Linked DNA regions of Homo sapiens: region 1 is linked to region 2. A link is an interaction called in ENCODE POLR2A ChIA-PET data of the cell type or tissue named here. Cell type or tissue: HepG2. All regions are shown on one strand.

The links. Peaks named below come from ENCODE experiments on the same cell type or tissue, not always from the same donor. Only the 100,000 strongest peaks of a DNase experiment are listed, where the experiment ranks them.
Region 1: POLR2A ChIA-PET joins it to region 2 with 6 read pairs; 2 of 35 experiments call an interaction of 5 or more read pairs at or near these places.

What each region holds. Positions count from the first base shown.
Region 1 is chr2:32,473,677-32,476,176 of GRCh38, reverse strand. All of the region lies in intron 33 of BIRC6 (baculoviral IAP repeat containing 6), which reads right to left. Among named protein-coding and RNA genes, the nearest start is that of MIR558, 57 kb to the left of the region's middle. In HepG2, no CTCF peak of the experiment used is centred here; no DNase peak of the experiment used is centred here.
Region 2 is chr2:32,570,862-32,573,361 of GRCh38, reverse strand. All of the region lies in intron 65 of BIRC6 (baculoviral IAP repeat containing 6), which reads right to left. The region is part of intron 1 of BIRC6-AS2 (BIRC6 antisense RNA 2); the gene reads left to right. Among named protein-coding and RNA genes, the nearest start is that of BIRC6-AS2, 2.7 kb to the left of the region's middle. In HepG2, no CTCF peak of the experiment used is centred here; a DNase peak (open chromatin) is centred at 1,151.

The DNA.
Region 1 (2,500 bases), 97 kb after region 2:
CGTTAAAAACAAAAAAATTATTATACTCCTCACAGAATTCATACATCAAACTAATGGAATGCACATTATCTTGAAAGATGTAGTATAATTTTAACTGTGATGATAATTTTTTAAAAAATCATTTCAAATCCTGACTTTGAGATCTCTCCCTGTTTTCATTAAAATCTCCCTTACCCATGGGAGTAAGAAATAACTGGAAGACTTTCTTATATAAGCCACTAACATAATCGAGCGATATATATTTTTTAATAGAGAGAAAAAAATTTACTTTTAATTAAATAAATGAGAAAAATATTTTATTGCTTAATATTTCTTAGCTTTGTTTTTATGGAAATCTCAAGAGTAGTACACATTTTGGTATGTCTATATTTTTTATTAAAATTTGGATTGAGATCATTGTAGTTTTTTGCTACAATGTAGCTTAAGAAATAATTAAGCTATATATAAATAAATTAAGAAATAATACAGAAATCTCTTGTACACTTTACCCAATTTTCTCTAATGATATTTTGCAAAAACTATAGGATAATATCACAAGGTATTGACATTGACAGAATTTGCCAACCTTATTTTTCCATTTTTAGTTGCACTCATTTGTGTTTGTCTGTGTACGTATTTAGTTGGATACACTTCTACATGTGTTAGTTCATGTATCCACAACAGTCAATACCAAAAAATGCCACCACAAGGTTCCCTCATATCCTTTTATAAGTATATCCACACTTCCCTCCTATCCTATCTCCCCCATCCCTAAACAACAGCAATCAGCAGTCGACAACAATGAACAAACAGACCAAAGAAGAGAAAAAACTCTCTGTTCATAAAGACCTTACAATCTGGTGACTGTGTTCTCCATACAGCATGTACACAGAAAGTTACTTTAAATATAAAGTACTAGAAAGGTATAGCCACAATTATAAATGAATAATAATTGAGTTAGCAGCTTATTAAGTCTTCCTTCTCAGAGAACACTTTCTAAATTACTACTATTGACACTTTTTTTTTTTTTTTTTTTTTAAGATAGTCTTGCTGTGTCACCCAGGCTGGACTAGTGGTGTGATATCAGCTCACTGCAACCTCTGCCTCCCAGATTTAAGGATTCTCCTGCCTCATCCTCCTGAGTAACTGGGACTACAGGCACACGCCACCACATTGGCCAGGCCGGTCTTGAACTCCTGGTGCCAACTGATCCACCCGCCTCAACCTCCCAAAGTGAGCCCTGCCTGACACCTGTTTTTGGTATCAGGAAAAAAAACATCACTAACGTTATTTTTAAAAATCCACTTGGCTGTTATCTCCATAGATGAAAAAAACTCTATCCTAAATTAAAACTAGCATGTACACATAATTTTTAAAACGTTAACTGAGAATTTCTACAAATCAGTATTTTCAGAAAATAATTTCCAAAGTTCTACCATTAACGTATGCAAGAAATATAATCAAGAAAAAAATCATTTTTAATTTTTTCTGAAACAGCCAGTTTTAATTATTGTACAAATACAACTAGTTTTCACTAAGCCATTTGGCAGTAAGTTAGTAACCTGATGACTAATCGCCCTGATTACTTTCGTTTATAATTCCTAGAAATAAAAACCTTCTACAAATCACAGTTACAACCATCAAAATGAGAGAAGTAATACTGACACCTGACCACCAATTATCCCTCAAGGCACCTTTTAAGTTTTGCCAACTGTCCCAATACTGTCATTCATAATGAAGAATCAAATAATGATATTTTACAGACAAATATTCACTCAGAGACACACTAGGTTTTGTTTTGTATCCTAATTAAATGCACTGAGTATAAACATTAAAAGATACAAATTACTACTACCTAAAATTGGTTAAAGGTCTCAAAAAGAAAAGGTAATTGAGGAAAATGCTTCTCATTTTTCCTGCAAAGGATTGAACTAGCTCATAGCTGAAAAACTTAGAAGTGAAAAATAAAAAACGTATTGCCAAGTCTACCTTTAAAAAAAAGCCCCATAAATCAAAAAATTTTTTAAATATAAAAAACAAAACAAAAAATTTGAAAAGCCCAAAGCTTTCACAACATGCCAGAGCTAAGGATTTTCATATAGAATCTTCTTACATCTTAAAGCAATAATAAAAATATTGTGTGGCCGGACACAGTGGCTCAGACCTATAATCCCAACACTTTGGGAGGCCAAAGTAGAAGAATCGCCAGAGCCAGGAGTTTGAGAGCAGCCTGGGCAACAAAGCGAGACCCCATCTCTACAAGAAACAATTTACAAATTAGCCTGGCACTGTGGCACACAGCTGTAATCCCAGCTACTCGGAAAGCTAAGGCGGGAGGACTGCTTGAGCCCAGGAATTTGGAGACTGCAGTGAACTATGATTGTTCCACTGCACTCCAACCTAGGTAATAGAATGAGACCCTGTCTCAAAAAAAAAAAAAAAAAAATACACACACACACACACACACACACACACACACACACACACACACGAAAAAGGAGAAAAAAGACATGGAAAAAGA
Region 2 (2,500 bases):
GCTAGGCATGGCGGCACAGGTCTGTAATCCCAGCTACTCAGGAGACTGAGGCAGGAGAATCGCTTGAACTCAAGAGGCGGAGGCTGCAGTGAGCTGAGACCACATACTGCACTCCGGCCTGGGTGACAGAGCAAGACAGTCTCAAAAACAAACAAACAAAAAACATTTACTGAAAACCTGTTGCTGGACAGGCTGGGAATAAGCAGTAAAGAAAACAAACAAAAATCTCTACCATCAAGTATCTAACATTCTAGGCGAAGGACATGAGTTACATTCTTTTCAGAAGCTAGTAAGTATTCTGAATGCTATATAGAAAACTAAAGCAGGGGAGGAGAATTGTGGGAGTCCAACTAGAGGTAGGAATTGCCTCAGTGCCCACAGAGCTATATGGGGATTAAGTTGTAACAGGATGTGGCATCACCTAGCATCCTGTACTTTGTATGGTAACTGATGTGAAAGAGATCTCTACAACTGATGTAAAATAGAGACTATCAGAGCTTAATGACAGTGAGGCTACTTGGAGTGACGTTCAAAGTGATGGAAGAGAAGGTCATTTTACACCTTCCAGTGATGATGCAGAGGACAGGGTAGTATGACTGCCATTCTTTCCTTGTTTCCCCTTGTTTCCACATATACTTGAGTATGAAAGCCCATTTTCCAACCCATGAACAATGTCACAACATCCTACTTACTATAATTTTATAGTATTATAAGATACTATGTTATTCAGGAAAATCAAAATTATATCCAAAAGTTACTAACTGATAGGCATAAAACACAATGTCAGTACTTGTGAGGATGTGGAAAAGCTAGACTCACATATAGGTAAAAGCGCAAACAGGTATAGCCAACTGGCATTATCTATTAAAATTTTAAATGCCTATATTCTATGACTCAATAATAGCACTTGTTACTGTCTACCCTACAAAGAAATGTTCAATACAATACTGTTTTCAATAGGGAAAGCTGGAAATGATCTACCAGTAATACCATAATCAAACAATAACATTCACAGTAATACAATAATAGTGGGAGACTTCAACACCCAACTCACAGCACTAGAAAGATAATTGAGACAGAAAATTAACAAAGAAAACATTGGACTTAAATTGGACTTTGGACTAAATGGACTTAACAGACGTAGGACAGTCTACTCAACAATGACAGTATATACATTCCTTTCACCAACACATGAAACATTCTCCTAGACAGACCACGTTAGTCCATAAAAGGAGTCTTAACAAAATTTTTGAAAATCGAAATCATATCAAGTATCTTCTCAAGACCACAGTGGAATAAAGCTAGAAAACAATACCAACAGGAACATTGGAAGCAGTACAAATACATGGAAATTAAACAGCATGATACTGAATGATCACTGGGTCAACAAAGAAATTAAGGCAAATTTAAAAATTTTTTGAAATGAATGAAAATGAAACGCAACATCAGAAAAACTGTGGGATATAGCAAATGCAGTGCAAAGAGAGAGAAGTGTATAGCCTTAAAAGCCTGCATCAGAAAGTGGGTAACAAATCAACAATCTTACATGTACCTCAAGGAACTAGAAAAGTAAGAACAATCCACACCCAAAGTTAGAATAACACAGAACTAAATGAAATACAGCCCCCCACAACAAAAATATACAAAGCATCAGCAAACTGAAAAGCTGGTTTTCGAAAAGATAAACAAAACTGATAAACTATTAGCTAGACTAACCAAGAAGAGAGAAGATCCAAATAAACAGAATCAGAAATGAAAAAGGAATACAACTGATACTACAGAAATACAAAAGATCAGGGACTATTATGATCAACTCTACACTCAACCTAGAAAACCTAGAGGAAACAAGTAAATTCCTGGAAACATACAACCTCCTGAGATTGAACAAGAAACAAACTGAATTTCTAAACAAACTAATAACAAGCAGTGAGATTCAATCATAATAAAACATCTCCCAACAAAAAAAAAAAAAAAAAAAAAAAAGCCCAGGACCACATGAATTCACAGCCAAATTCTACCAAATATAAAAACAACATACTGATACAAGTCCTCCCAAAACTAAAAAAATTAAGGAGGAGTTTATTCTCTCTAACTCATTTTATGAGGCCGGTAATATGCTGATACCAAAACCAGGCAAAGATATAATAAAAGCAGAAAACTAAAGACCAATATCCCTAATAAAGTCAGACACAAAAATCCAAAACAAAAAACAAGTAAATCAAATCCAACAGCACATCAAAAAGATAATACAATAATGGCATGGTGGTTCACACCTGTAATCCCAACATTTTGGGAGGCTGAGGCAGGAGGATCACTTGAGACCAAGAGATCGAGACAAGCAAGGTCAAAAGAGCAAGAAAACCTGTCTCCACAAAAATAAAATAAAATAAAATAAAATAAGCCAGATGTGATGGCAAAAACCTGTATTCCCAGCTACTTGGGAGGCTAAGGTGGGAGGACTGCTTGAGACCAGGAGTTTGAGGCTAAAGTGGGCTACGAT